Linked DNA regions of Mus musculus: region 1 is linked to region 2. Evidence: chromatin loops called from intact Hi-C (ENCODE). Cell type or tissue: left cerebral cortex. All regions are shown on one strand.

Region 1 (8,000 bases), 200 kb before region 2:
GAACACTATATACTTGGTAATATATATATATCCCATGGAATATCATACAGGTGGTAAAAATAAATAAAATAAAATAAAATAAAATAAATAAGAAAAAGTAAAGGAAAAGGCCAGAGTCTGTCTACATCTGACATGGAAGGACATGCCAACATCACCATATTCAGAACATTCCCTGTTGTTTGAGGTGCTCACAATAGCCATGTCTTGTCTAATTCTTCCAATTAGAATATTCATATAGTTTGGAATTTCCCAAGCAGATAAGGTTTAAAAACCCAACCAAGATGGCAATTGATGTAGATACAACTAGCTAAGGTGCAAAAAATTAAGAGTGCTCAGCCCTGAGTGGGCGTGTCTGTATCGCATACCTACCACCAAATGCTCTCAGATCCTTGTGGGAGAGGGGAGAGGGAAGACTGTGAGAGTCGGAGGTGTCGGGCGACTATGTGAAACAGTATCTTTTGGACCTGATAGGATTGTTGTGCACCCGAGTTCACAGCCGGGACTGCACGTGCAAGACTTACACAACATCAAGCCAGTCGAAACCCCAGTGTGCTTCATAAAACCCTACCCCTGTGAAGAGCTGTTGGCAACTGGTGGCTTTTGGGGGAGAGTGGGTCGGGTTTCTTTGGAGATTCTGCCTCTTGTAGGTTACCCAAGCCCCGGCAGGTGACTCTGCATTGTGCCCATATTAACAGCGCCACGTGGTTTACGAGTTCAAACCCTATGCATGTTGGTACCTCAATCTGCCGCTTAGCAGAGCCCAGCAGACCCTGGCACACCACAATGTCCCCCCCCACACACACACCAATACTGTGGGGTGAGATCCCACAGATCCTGGTGGCTGTTCTGTGTTGTGCTAAGAGGGCATTTCATTTCTTGGGCGAGAACAACCAGAAAGACCAAATGTGGTCTCTACTGAAAACTGTCCGTGTGAATGGCGGGCTGTATTTCGCAGCCAGCGCAGTGAGACCTTTACGGGGGCTCTTTGGGATTATCGCTGCCCACTGACATTGGGCACAGTGAAAGGAAAAGGAACCAGAGCAAACCAGGAACACGGGAGCAAAGCAGGGAGACAGACATAAAAAACCATGGTGGTCAGACTTGGTATTTCTCCAGAGACACCACACGGGGGCGCTCTAAACCTGGATACTCTACCAACCCCAGACTTCAGTTTGAGGCTTAGAGGCTTAATTTGCTGTGTGTCCTTTAGAGACAGGGTCCTAATAACCAAGTACAAAGCGGCGACATAGAAAAGATGAACAAAAACTCATCGATTCAGGGACTCAGATGGTCACTGGCTGTGGCTCAGTGCGATCTGAAGGCACTATTTGGGGGTATTTTGTAGATCTGTGGGGTCTACTAGGCAAAGATAGATGATGGTTTCTATTTCTATCTAGATTGAGCTGAGCTGGTGACAATGGTGGCATCTCACTTGTGAGCTTGCTTTTGTGGGGACAACTGGGATGACAGGGCATGAGTTGACCTTGCTTTGAGGGCTGTTTGGTGACAACAGGTCATTTCTTTCTTTCTTTCCACCAATTATTGTTCTTACAGCTTTTCCCCCATGGGTTCTGGGTAACCATATCCAGGTTCCCAGGCTTGTGAGAGAACCGCTTTACTAGTTAAACCACCTCCCCCATCCCTGGGGCGGAACGTCTTATTTATGCCATTCATTGGGCTTTACCAAAGACACAACCCAGCTCCCTCTTGGGTTGGTTGCCATATTGAATCAATGGTCAATTTCCAGATTTCTATATATTCTCCAAAATTCTTCCTCAATGATATACATAAGCACCTTCAAAGAACAAGGAGAATGAGTCCTGGCAGGAAAGCACACATCCACTGTTTGAGGTGTGCACACATGTGTGTAAGAATACCCTTGGAGAGCACACCCTAACACCTGCCCTGACCAGGCCGCATGTGCTTCTGGGAAAATCACAGTAACTCGAGTTGTCCCCCACCCAGTGACACCTGCTTAACTGTTTTCAGATTTTTAAATCCAGGTGACATGTTGGGAAATCTGGAGTTTCTGTGAGGCAAGCAAGATATTCCCTGTCCCTGCTTGGTGTCTATGGACACACTGTAAAATTCTTCACCGCTGCCTGAGAAAATGACCCCAGGGAGCTCCTGGTGATTCGACCAGGGATGCTGGGCAGAGGGTTCCCGGCAAGAATGCAGAGAGCCTCTTTTACCCCTGCCCTCCTTTGCCTCTTGCTTGTGCGAGCTGTTGGCATCCCCCACTGCCACGGGAGCCCAGCCTCTTCAGCTTTCCAGCAGGACTGAAGGCTAGCAGCTCTCTGGGAATCCTCCAGGCCTTCAGTAAGATTGTGACTGGTAAGTCGGCTCGCCTCCCGGTTGTCAGTTACAGTTAGATTGTCCTCCCTGTATCCCGTAAGCCAATCTAATAAATTTAGTATATACTCTGTCTGTTGGTCCTGTCTCTCACCATGATGAGTAAACAAAGAATATTTTGTTATCAGAGACTCAGGACATCCTAGGACATCGTGGTTGGACTCTGGACACATGGTCCAGAGTGTCTTTAATGATGTCATAGGAACTCAAATCAAACCTACTTTTTTTTTTCTAGGTCGTACTAAGGCTTGGGTTAAGCAGAAGGAGAAAAAAGGAAATGGGCATAAATTTCAGAGAGCCTCTGAAGCCCATATCGATTCAGAGCCTGGGACTCAAACGAGTGGATCAATGTGTTCTTGTTGTCAAAGGTGCCAAGTCCTATTTTCTGCCCTGCTGAGATCCACAGGACGAGCGGTCTGACTAAGTGAGCCCGTGCAGCTCTAATGGCTCTCTGATGAGCTCTCACGCTGTGGTCTGACTTGCAAAAAAAAAAAAATTACCAATATTTTTAGGCCCTGAAGGAAAAGTCCAGCTGCCCTGGCTCTTTAATGATGGTGTAATAAAATTTTTCTGACAGTCACAGCAGACTTTATTAGGGGAAAATTTAAGTGGTGACTGCCCTGAGAGGCATTTTCTACTCAAAATTGCTTAGCGTCCTTCTGTTCCTTCCCGCAGCCATAACTGGCATTCCACACAGGAAAGGAAGAATTTGTTCCAGTCACCTCTGGTTGGCTTGTGAGGACCAACAGTTGAACATGGAAATGACGTCAGCTGACTGCGCTGGATGAGCAATAAGCAAGACTTAGTTATTCAGGCTGAAAGGAGAGTGTGAAACGAAGATGATGCAGTGGTTTGCGCACCTCATTCCTTTCCTTAAATGTTCATTAAATGAGGTTACAAAAGCATCCTTATCTGGTTATTGAAAAGGTTATTTCAGAAACTAGGATCATGCTTCAACTCTGATACCAGAGGGGCCTTTGAAGAGGATTAGAGAACTCAAGGTGAGGGGGGAGAGTTTCAAGACAGACATTCTGTGAATGGGGCCCTTGAGCAGGTGCTAGACCCCTTCTGAGAACTGCATGGGGCTGGCCTGTTTGCAGAGCACTCATGAGCTCTGTGAACACCTCAGGGGGAGGGGGTGAACAGAGAAGGAGCCGCTCTTTTTCCTTTGCAAATGTAACAAAATATCCCCAACAAAATATCCCCATTCTTTAGAGTTTTTAGATTTATTTTTGTTTCCAATTATGAGAGAGAGAGAGAGAGAGAGAGAGAGAGAGAGAGAGAGAGAGAGAGCATCAGATCCCCTAGAGCTGGGGTTACAGGCAGCTGCAAGCCCACCAGTGTGGGTGCCAGGAACGGAAGGCTGGGAAGTGTTCGTTTTTAGTGACTGAACCGCCTCTCTAGCTTCCATGTTCTTAACACACATAAAGTAATAATTCTTTAGTATCAAGCACACACAGGGGCAGAGCTTAACACTCTCAGAAATGCCGCCTTCCCCTGTTGGCTTGCTTGAGTCTAGATCCCAACAATTTCCTGTTTCTTAGTCTATGCCATATGTTTCTTTAGAAATATTTTTTTCCATTTCCCCTTTCATTATACAGGGCTACTCAAGGCCATTTCATGAGTGTGTAGTACATTTTGAGCATAATCACTGTACCCCATTGCCCCCCACACCACCTCTGCCCATCACCCACTCTGCTGTTCCTCAGCTTCACATGCCACAGGCACACATACAATTTTATGAATCTGTGATGTCTTGGGTCCACAATGCTTTTGTGCTTTCGCCTTTTTCTCCTCTTTCTCCTCCTCCTCCTCTTCTTCGACTTCTCCTCCTCCTTCTCTTCCTCCTCCTCCTCTTCTTCCTCTTATTCTTCCTCTTCCTCTCCTCCTCCTCCTTTCTTCCTCTTCCTTATTTCTTGCTTTCTCTTCTTCTTCCTCTTCTTCTCTTCCACCTCCTTCCTTCCTTTCTTTCTTTCTTCTTTCTTTCTTTCTTTCTTCCTTCCTTCCTTTCTCTCTCTCTCTTCTTCCCCTCCTTCTTTCTTCCTCTTCTTTCTTGCTTTCTCTTCCTCTTCTCCTTCTCCTCCTCCTTCTCCCTTTTCCTCCTCCTCCTCCTCCTTCTTTTCGGCAAGGTCTAATCTCAAATTCAAGCCCCTCTTGCCTGTTTCTCTCCAGTGCTGCGATTACAGGTATGTGTCACCACGCCTGCACCAGCTTAAAAAAAAAAAAAAAAAAAAAAAAGCAGTAGCAGCAACCATCTGGTTTGGCAGTTCTGGGCCAGAGCTGTCAGAGCTGTCAACCAGAGGACACAGCATTTACTCCAAGCATACACTTCCATGACGGTACCAGTTGGTTCTCCCACAGGGTTTCCCAGTGACTCATGAGCATCTGTAGACGTGGGATGTTTCTTTCTGCCCTTCTGTTTCCTGTGAATCCTTTACAGTGTGCCTGTCAAGGTGGCCACAGTGAGGGGAGACAAGGATAAGTCATTGCATCTGCTCTCAACAAGCAAGGTCTTTTCCTGGGAGGACCAGGTGGTCATCTCTAGATAACCATGTGGTGCCAGATTCTCACACCCGAGGCAGGCAGCTCATTCTCTTCCCTGGAACACATGAGCAGCAGATGGCCGTGCACTTCCCAAGGATGGATCCCACAGCTTTTCCTCAGTCAGTCCCCAGCATGAATCTAGATGGAAAAGCAGTTTGGGATAGCTTGGCAGAGTTGCAGCTGTCTCTGGCCAGGCAGCAAGGCTTCCTGACAGAGACCGTGGACCCTGATCTTAACCTTAACACAGTGAGGTTCCAGGAAGAGCACAGCAGCCTCTTGTAGCTTATCTGCAGAACCTGGAGTTCTAATAAATCAGCGTGGGGAAAGAGGCACTGCTGGTTTATCCAGGATGGAAGCTTCTGGTTCTTTACACAGAAGACAAAATGAAAGAATTTTAAAACGGAACAGCTCTTTAGTGTAGTAAAATACAAGAAAATACAATCGTGAAGATGGGCCGGGAAGAGTAACAACTTTAACAGAGAGGATAAACGCTCTTTAGAGAGAGAATATGCTGTGGGCTGGAAGGGAAACATGCTCTTTCCTCAGGCACCTGCGTTTGAGCACACTCCATCAAAGCATGGTGATGGAAGACCTTGGAACCTTCAGGAGGTGGGGCTTGCTGGAGGAAGTGGATCATGGGAGGCAGGCTTTGAGGCTTGACAGTCAGGTCCTACTTCCGGTTCCTCTCTCTGGTTCCTGAATGCTGAAGCAATGCGACTGGCTGCTTCAGGCTCCCCCCGCTGTGAATTCCACCCAGATGTACGCCAGGATGGACTTCTCTCTCCCTTCAATTGTTTCTGGTTGCAGCAACAAGGTAAGTGGCTCTGTTGGTGAAGGTGTGAGGCAGTGTGTAGTAGCTGCTGAGTGTGGAATGTGACTTCTATTGCCTTCCTGTAGCCTAGGAAGGCTGCGCAAACGCTGGGGTCCACCTGAATCCTCCTCTCAGTGCTGGGTGAGACCACATGTTACCACAGTTGGATTAAAAAGATTATTTTAATATTTATTTTATGTGTATGGATGTTTGTCTGTATGTATGTGTGTTTGGCACATGCCTGTGGAGAAAGGTTGTCAGATTCATTGGTACTGGAATTATTCGAGGCTGTGAGCAACCATGCAGTTGACAGGAACTGAATCCAGTTCCCCCACCTCCCAAAAAGCACTTAACTGTTGATCCATCTATTTAGTTGCAACTTTTTTCTTTTTAAAAAATGAGGACTCATCTCCTATGTTTGCAAGGCAGACTTAGCCACCTCTCCAAGCCCTGTTTTTACTGCTAGAATTTTGAGCTATAAATTTCCCTCAAAGCACGGCTTTGTCTGCCTCTCACAAACACTGCCTTTATCTTTCATTTGATTCGGGCAAATCAGAGAGCTGCAGGTTCAGTGAGCAACGCTAGTCAAAATAAAGAGGAGAGTGATAGAGGAAGACGTTTAATGTTCTTCTGGCTCCACTCCTGTTCTGTGTAAAATATACTGACCCAAGGCAACCTAAGGGAGACGGGGGCATACTTCAGTCACACCTCCACGTCACAGTCCATTATTATTACTAAGAAGTTAGCATGGGAATGTAAGCAGCCATTCACATCACATCCACAGTCAAGAGCAGAAAGATGCAAATGTACCCATGCTATCTGCTTGGTCACTCAGTTTTCTGCACTCTTGGGTGGCTCAGGGCCCAGCCTAGGGAGTGGTGCCTCCCATGGTGTCATTGAGCCATCCATAAAATCTCCCACAAACACACTCACAGACCAAACTCATCGTCATAATTCTTTACCAGGTGATTCTAGATTATGGCAAGTTGGCATTTAAAACTAAGCACTACAGATACTAACCTCTGACCTGCCCGTGCACACACACACATGCACACACAAGCATGCATGTGCAAGTACGTACATACTCATGCATGTATGTTCAGGTACACATACATATACACACACACACAAACTCTATGCGTACGTGCATGTACAGGTACACACACACACGGTATTTTCCTAGTGCAATGTTTACTAGGGAAGCCCATTTGCTGGATTTTCTCCAGTAATGGACATCTCTCTCTTTTACTGGACCATGGATAACTCTCTTACATTTCAGACTGACGAGGTTTGCCATGGGCCAAGCACCTGTTGGTTATTCAAAGAGCAAGCACTGCAATAAACTATTCACGTGGCTCCCAAAGCTTCTCTATGGAACAGAATGACACTGGCTGTCCCCCACCAACATGTTCTGTTGTGTTAACACGGAGGAAGCTACAAACAAAGACACGTCCCCTAGTTCCATTCTAATTAAAAGCCTCGTGAAGTGCTATTGAATTCCCTGGTCCAAAATATTTGTCTCATTAAGAGTTTTCGCACACTGGCTAATGATGTAATTAGCTAAGCTCCTTAAATTAAATCTTTTACCAGCATTGCAAGTTGGCAGAGGTCCAGAATTACCATCTTCACATTGTACAAAAGTTTACTGCGTGCCACAGGAGAGCGATGGCCTATACTTGACTGTGGATGGGATTTCCATGTGAACCTGAGGCAGGAGGCTGCCCAGCATCACTGCCTGCTCATGGTGCTCCCTGCCCACTCTCTAAGTTCCTGTCATCAGCTAGCAAACAGGGAGATCCTGTCTGCTCTATATCTCTACCTGTGGACCCTTTATTTATTTAGACAATTATTTTCTTTAGGTTGTATAAATACAAAATGAGCAATGAAATGTCCTTTATCTCCAAACAAGACAGGACCCAGGTGTGAGCAGGGGCCATACTGAAACTATTAGTAGATCTGCTAGTAGTATCTTTCCCAATTAAAAATGGCATCTTATTAAATGTGTATGTGTATTAGTTACTGTTCTTTTTATTATTACTGATAATAAGTTGATGTGTGGTGAGATAGACAGGCATATGTCATAGCTCGACGCAAGTGCAGGGTAGAGGGCAACTTGAGGGAGTTCGTTCTCCCCTTCCATCTTTATAGGATATGGGGATTAAACTCATATCCCCAGGAAACTTGAGAGACAAAGGATTTATTTGGTCTGAGGCTCAAGGAACAGATCGCTCCTGAATGGATGACCTTGGCGCCAGCTCTTGTCTATGGTACAGGAAGCTGTACCATATCTCAT
Region 2 (8,000 bases):
CTCCCCAGGGCTGGGGATGTGGCTCCCTTAGTAGAATTCTTGCCTGGTATGCAGGCAGCCCTGGGTTCAGTCTCCAGCACCACAAACAGGCTGTGATCCCAGTACTGAGGAAGCGCTGGTGACAGGATTAGTTTCAGGTCATCCTGGATACATAATAGGTTTGAGAACAGCATGGGATATTGGTGACAGGGAAGGGAATGGGGGAGGAGAAAGGAGGAAGATTCAACCCCTCCAAGTGCCTGGTCACTTAGGCCAGAGGAGGGGGAGCAGGAAACACCTACTGCCCACCATCAGCCACTACCAAGTTTTACAAGGGTGTTTGTGGAATCCACTCCCTTAGGTTCATCTAAGTGATACTTGATGTCCATTCCAACGTCAAGACCTGAAGAAACTTGATAAAGAGAGAGGAGTGTCCAGGAAGAGTATGCTCCTGTGCTGTGATGGTCTGACGGTCATGAGAAAGTATTATAGTTTAACTCTGTAATTACTTCACGGGCTCATGCTTTGAACACAGGGTCTCCAGCTGGTAGATGTGCTTTTGGGGGTTGTGAACTTGTAGAGTAGAAGATAGAGCTAACAGAGAGGTAGCTGGGAGCAGGCCTTAGAGGGAGATAGCCCAACCCCACTTCTGGCATGTACAGTCTGCTTCCTGTTTTAGTAAGATATGAGGAGTCCCCAGCACATGTTTCCATGGCTGTGAGCCCCTTCACTATTGAATGTACCCTCCCAGACTGTGAGCCAAGGTAGATGCTTTCTTCCTTAAGTTGCTCCCGTCGGGCATCCGTCACAGGGATTGACTAACACAGAATGTAGTTTTTACAATTATGTATTATCAAGGTCCAGGGAGATGGGTTGGTGAGTAAGAGCATTGGTTGTAGTAGCCTGAGAAACTTGACTTGGACCCTGGACTCTGAAGTTGAAGGAGAGAACCAACTACCAAAAGTTGTCCTTTGAACTCCACACATGCACCATAGCAAGTGTGTGCTCACACTCACACATACGTGCACACATGCACCATAGCAAGTTTGAGATCATACTCTCACACACACACACATGTGCATGCACACATGCACGCATGTACCATAGCAAGTATGTGCTCACACTCACACACACATGATACATACTCACACACACACATGCGCGCACACACCATAGCAAGTATGAGATCATACTCTCTCTCACACACACATGTACACACATACATGCACACTCACAAACACATGCACACATGTCCATAGCAAGTATGTGATCACACTCAAACACACATGTACCATAGCAAGTATGTGCTCATACTCACACACATACATTCACACACACACACACACACACACACACATGTACACATGCACCAGCAAGTATGTGATCACATTCAACAGCCACAGATATCCTTTTCTCTCTCCCTTCCTCTGACATACACAAACCAATAATAACTAGTGATATCTTAAGATAATATAAAATGTGGCTAAACTATCCTTTGCCACATAGCACTCACTGGCTACATCACATGACCTGGATGATGTCCAGGTGTGTGTGTGTGTATGTGTGTGTGTGATCACATACTTGCTGTGGTGCATGTGAGCATGTGTTTGTGAGTGTGCATGTATGTGTGCACATGTGTGTGTGTTTGAGAGAGTATCTTTTCCTACAGCTCTCTTAGGCTGTAGGAAAAGTTCAAGGCTTATTCTAAGTCACAGAGGACGAAATAAGGAAAGCAGGACCGAGTTCCTCTGACCTTGCTGAAGCTGTGCGTGACCTTTGAGTACTAAACAAACTGCTGCCTCCAAACTTACCCTCTTTTCCATGGTCAAAATTACAAAAACATTTCAAACTACTATTTATACTATTATTATGATTTGCCTTTTGAACTGTGGAAAGGATCATGAAAGGAAGAAATATGAAAAAGCTCTCCCTGTTGGGGAGAAGGGCTGACTTTCCATTCCATGCGCCTGTTGTCTCCAGGGTCTATCCGGAGACAAAAGACACATTTCCATGGCGTTTGCATATGTGTCTAACTTGATGGCACACTCTTATATTCTAGTCACTTAGCTTACCCACAGATACTGAGCTGTGCCTGGTCATTGCACATTGAAGCCACTTATCATTGACTCTGGTATCTCTCTTTTTTCCTTTTTTAAAGGCGGTAGCTTAGTCTTATCTGAAGTTCCAGAAACGAATACTTTGACAGCCAGATAGTTCAAAATACTTAATGACTTTTTACCCTGAGCCACAGCTGCTACAGAAATGGGGGAGGGGAGTAATAAGTATGCAAAATGGAAATCTCTCCCAATGGCCTTTTCATTTCCTCCAAGCCCAGGGGATGAAGGAGTGGGGAGGGTTGGCAGCCCACAGCATTCAAGAGGGAGAGGAGAAATGTTACAGTTTTAAATAACAGGTCACACCAAGACGCTGATGGGATTCTGTGTTTGCATCCACGTTCAGCAATGCGGACATCAGTCAGAGTTACCGACTGAATGGGCAGAAAGAAGTGAGAACAAGTTTCGAAGCTTCAGGAACTATAGAACAGTTGTGGAGGATGGGGGTAGCCTTGGCACCGTACGGGTATCACATGGAGTCACTTTGTTTCCCAGGAGATTGAGGGACCTGACCAAGATTGCTTAGCTAGGGTGATGGCTTGGTCACTAAAGTGCTTGCCCTCTGTCTTAGTCAGGGTTTCTATTTCTGCACAAACATCATGACTAAGAAGCAAGTTGGGGAGGAAAGGGTTTATTCAGCTTACACTTCCATACTGCTGTTCATCACCAAAGGAAGTCAGGACAGGAACTCAAGCCGGTCAGAAAGCAGGAGCTGATGCAGAAGTCATGGAGGGATGTTCCTTACTGGCTCGCTTCCCCTGGCTTGCTCAGCCTGCTCTCTTATAGAACCCAAGATTACCAGCCCAGAGATGGTCCCACCCACAAGGGGCCTTTCCCCCTTGATCACTAATTGAGGAAATGCCTTACAGCTGGATCTCGTGGAAGCATTTCCTCAACTGAAGCTCCTTTCTCTGTGATAACTCCAGCTGTGTCAAGTTGACACCCAAAACCAGCCAGTACACCCTCCAAGCAGGAAGACCCAAGTTTGAGTGCCAGAGCCCACAGGAGAAAGGCAGCATGGTGGCAACCATGTGTAATCACAGCACTAGGGAGGCAGAGACAGAACAAGGATCCTGGGGATCAGTAACCAGCAAGCCTGCCCTACTGAGTGATCCCAAAGATAGCTAAAGACCGTGCCACCAAAACAAGGTGGCTCATGCCTGAGGAGTGGCACCTGAAGTTGATCTTTGGCCTCTACATGCACACATACACACACACACACACACACACACACACACACTCACACACTCACACAGTCAAACACACACTCACACATACATACACACACGCATATTCTCATACACACATGCATTTACACACATGCATGCACAGTCAAACACACTCTCAAATGCATGCACACATGCACTCTCACAGCCAAACACACACTCACATATGCATACACACACACACTCACACACACTCTCACAGCCAAATACACACTCTAAATGCATGCATACACATACATCCACATACTCACACATGCACACACCCACATACACAGCCAAACACACACACATACAAGCACACACACAGTCAAACACATACATGCACATACATACTCATACATGCACACATTCACACATACACACACACATAGTCAAACACACACTCACGCATGCACACACACTCACACATGCACACACACTCACAGCCAAACACATACTCATACACACACACTCACAGCTAAACACATACTCATACACACACACTCACACATGCACACACACACACACACTCACAGCCAAACACACAGACTCTTTCTCTCTCTGTCTCTGTCTCTCTCATACACACACACACACACACACACACACACTCACAGCCAAACACACAGACTCTTTCTCTCTCTGTCTCTGTCTCTGTCTCTCTCATACACACACACACACACACACACACACACACACACACACACACACACATGACTGCTTAGTTGTTGGCATAGCTGAGACTAGTTCCTTGTTCTTTCTCAACTCTGGATATTATCTGGGAGTCATCAGGGAATTTTAAAAGTAATGACCTACTCTGCCCTGAATCTTCTGAGTTTACTGGTCAGCTGAGACCTGGATTGATGTTCCCGTCCTGCTGTGTGCTGTGTCCCATTTTCTGAGTAGCGTCTTACTGGGGACAGAATCCAGTCTGTCTCCTCTGTGTGTTTCCATATTCTTCCTCCTGAAGAGTCATCTCTGGGGCTGATGACTGAACAGACTCATCCAGTTCCAGGTTGTAGCTGTGACCCTCAGTGCTGACACCCTTCCAGACAGGGCTGCAGTTTTGTCTGTATGCAATTCACACGTGGCCCACACAGCCTCCTTGTCCCAGTGCCCTCAGCCCTCTTCCCTTCATAAATGAACAGCTGCACTGTGTCTGCCTCCCGAAGGAGCAAATGAGTCGCTGCTCCACCACCTTGCCAGGAGATGACAGAAGGAGACAGCTCCCTGTGGCCCTCAGGTGAGGCAATTAGATTGCTGTCTCTGTTGTCTGCGTTTCCATCACACCCACCCCACCCATGCCGCAGCTAACTCCCGTGTTGCTTTCAAGAGTTCACACTTGGAAAAGACCTCACCAATCATCTGTTCCCGTGTCCCGCTGGGCAGACATCCTCTGAAGCTCGCTGGCAGATGGCTCTCTGCTCTGCCAGAGCTGGCAGAGGAGCTCTTTTCATCCCACCGTGTTTGCTGTGCAGAGATGCTGGCTTTCAGCCTTTCGTGCTAGATTAGATCTTCCTTACTTCCCCCTTTACAAACCCCACCACTGAGGACTCAGAAAGGCTGTTCCCTCAGGGAGGCCAGATTGATTCGGAGGTCAGTGACTTGGGTTTGAACCTATGACCTCCAGCTAATGGCACTGTTGGTGGAGGCTGTGGAGCCTTTGGGAGGCAGGGCCTAGATGGAGGAAGTAGTTCTCTAAAGGCTGGGCCTTGAAGCTTGTATGTAGCCCAGGCCTGCTTCCTTTCCCACTTTGAATCCTGACCCACTAGCTTATGAATCAGTAACCACATATTTCTGCTACCACATATTTCTGCACACACAGTCATGAGTGACTCCACTGTCATCGTGTGGGAAATTATCTACTTACCCCAGATAGGGCACCAAGAACAGGCCAATGAGACAATTCCATCAAGTGTAGCTTGGTGGACCAGTGAGGTCCACCAAGTGGCAAGTTACTAAGTCATGGCTGCAGGAGTCAGTGATGGGGGCTTGGATGTCAATTGCATCCCTGAAGGCCTGCCCCATCATGATGCCTCAGGAAAGCTGCATCCCTGGACCTATCCCCCACCCCCACCCCCAGTGCACAGCACTAAACAGCTTAAACATCTAGAGAGTCTCCGCCACCTAACACCATCACTTCCTCTGCAACCCCAGGGAGCAGACCTGGGGACTTGTAACTTCCTCAAGTCCCCAAGCCCTTGGAGAGTCCCGAGCTTCCTCTCCCCTGCTGAAGGGAGTGTTCCAATTAGGAGAACGTGGTCACACAACTCTACCTTCCAGACCATAATGAATTCCACCCTCAAACTCTGAACCCGAAATAAATCCTTCCTCTTTTAAGTAGCTTCCTGTCATGTATTCTGTCACAGCAGTAAGAAAAGTAACAAAGCCAGACCAGTGAAGAGCCTCACTCAGTGTCCCTCAGGAGAAGTGGCAAATGATGTGCCTCTGAGGCAGGCTGTGCCGCGCATTCTAAGCATCACCTTCTGTTTCCAAGCAAGGATCCCTTGACTAGAGAGACCACCAAGTCTCTCTGTCACCAACCAGGTAGATGTGTGCGCTGAGCCCGGTAAAGCTTAAGGAGGTGAGTGAGCCTGCTGGTCCACAGTGGTGCTGGGTCTGACAGGGGATTCAAAATTTAGCTTTCTGAAAACCATCGGCTCCCCAGTGCTGCTTCTGAAGTGAAGATGCTGCCTAGACCTCCAGAGGCTGCCTTCAAGGTGTCTGATGCCGCCTCAGCTCTGGGTGAGGCTGCAGAGAGAAAACGAAGGCTGCCCACAGGGACCCCTCAAATGCTTGCACGAGTGTGAGAACGTGAGGGAAAGAGCGCTCGGCTCCTCAAACCCTTTCCTTCCATTTGCCAGACTCCACACTGGGCTGGATGGTGGGCGGCTGCCATACTGATGGACTTTGTTCTCGAGCCCTTTACACTAGAGTTTCCCCATATCCACATCATTCTGAGATCCAGCATCCTGGACGTCGCTGGGAAGACTGTATCTCTCACTGAGACCTACCACACATCAGTCCTCATCCTAACAGACTCTCAGGGAACTCTGTCAAAGGTGCCTCTGAAGATGCTACAAAGCCCTGCCCCAACACATCCCACATCAGATTGCCCTGTCCCGTCTCTGTGTGACAGAACTGTGTGACAGTTTCTCCATCTTGCTGTGCATTGTGGGATTATATCGCTGAGTTACAGAACATAGTCCAGTGAGCAAAACAGCATCCCTCTACCAGCTTGTAAGCATCCGCCATGGTGGGACTTGGTGACTGTCGATGCTCTCGCAAAGAAGAAGTAATGTGGAGGGTTACTGGACCCTCCCTTGAGAGTCCAGCTACAAGTGGCCTCAGGGACCTAAGGAAGGTGCTAAACCACATAGGCAGAGAAGGTTAATGGTGGGGGGGGGGGGGGCTCCATCTATGTGGCCAAGGGGGAGCCATCATTTGTGCTGGGTGTAGACCTTCCAAGGCAAAGGCTTTAAGGCCAACTATCCTCCAGTCAGAGCTCCTTCTCTCTCTCTCTCTCTCCCTCTCTCTCTCTCTCTCTCTCTCTCTCTCTCTCTCAAAAAGCCAAATAAACTCACTCATTCCCCAAGGTGAATTGCAGTGGAATTGAACCTCAGATTGTCATTTAGGCCTTCTAAGGAAAGATAAACAGGAAACGTAGTGCATTTATCTGTAGATCAACTCCTTTAAGTAATACCGTGATGAACATTAGTGTCTGTGAACATCTGTGTACAGACTTCCTGTGTCTTGAGCTCATCTGCTAGGCTGCAACATTCATTCTGATGAAACCATGGTGAGGGGCTCCCGTGCAGAGAGATCATGGTGGATCTTCTACAGAAGCTCAGAACTGGTGTCTTGGCATCTTGCCCTGTGCATTTCCCTGTGTATTTTCTACCACCCAAGTCATGACTGCCTTCATGACACCGATCTCAATTGCTACCGATGAGACTGATGGCGTTGGTCTGTGAGCACGAGGGTCCGCCACCTCAGAACACAAACAGTGTGGTTTTAAAATGTGTCCTACCCTCTCTAGAGCATCATTCTCATATCTGAGCCTTGTGCCAAACAGGACCATAAAAGGAACATTGCCTCTGGGCACAGCACTGATAAATTAATCCCTGCTCCTTGCACAGGGCTCATAGCAAAGCAGCTGTGACTTATGTGGCAGCATAATGGCTTAGCATTTTGGGAGAGCCACAGTAGATTTTGTGCCTGGCTGAAATCTCTCCTATGCTGATGGGGATATGGTACAAGATGCTCAGACTCGGAGCCTTGCCTGAGTACTGAGGTGAATGTCTACTAAGAGTCTCCCTCTGGCCAGAGCCTGCCTGCCTGACTCTGCCTGTCTGTCTGTTTCTCTTTGTGTGTGTGTGTGTGTGTGTGTGTGTGTGTGTGTGTGTGTGTGTGGTGTCTTTGTCTCTCTCTCTCTCTCTCTCTCTCTCTCTCTCTTTCAGCTGAAGCAAGACTTTTATTAGGGGTAAGGAAGCACACACACATACAACAGGCATACAAGCAAAAAGACCATCTGCAAAGCTGACAGGGGACTTGGAGCAGAAGCCTCATCTCTTTCTCTTATAGCACATTACTGACACCACCAAGAATGACTCCGTGTCTTAAGTGGTGTGTCACCCCTTGATGGCGAGGACTGCTGTCCACACACTCAAATCCCTCTGCGCTGTAGAGAACGTCAGGGAAGGGA

The links. Hi-C counts contacts between places; a loop is a spot of excess contacts. Peaks named below come from ENCODE experiments on the same cell type or tissue, not always from the same donor. Only the 100,000 strongest peaks of a DNase experiment are listed, where the experiment ranks them.
Region 1: a loop joins it to region 2, with 10 times the contacts of the local background. A loop is called at or near these places in 2 of 42 quality-filtered maps.

Annotation. Positions count from the first base shown.
Region 1 is chr8:125,954,722-125,962,721 of GRCm38, forward strand. Gm31069 (a long non-coding RNA gene) reads left to right here and starts at 2,230. Exons shown (of 2, transcript XR_388208.3): 1 at 2,230-2,334; 2 at 3,028-3,257. It overlaps Gm42056 (a long non-coding RNA gene), which reads left to right and starts at 5,717. Exons shown (of 2, transcript XR_879364.1): 1 at 5,717-8,000. In left cerebral cortex, a CTCF peak has its summit at 1,134 (motif pointing right); DNase peaks (open chromatin) are centred at 1,152, 3,198, 3,877, 4,787 and 1 more place; H3K4me3 peaks cover 572 bases; H3K27ac peaks cover 1,168 bases.
Region 2 is chr8:126,158,502-126,166,501 of GRCm38, forward strand. The region is part of intron 2 of Slc35f3 (solute carrier family 35, member F3); the gene reads left to right. Among named protein-coding and RNA genes, the nearest start is that of Slc35f3, 23 kb to the left of the region's middle. In left cerebral cortex, no CTCF peak of the experiment used is centred here; DNase peaks (open chromatin) are centred at 4,686 and 5,627; H3K27ac peaks cover 1,695 bases.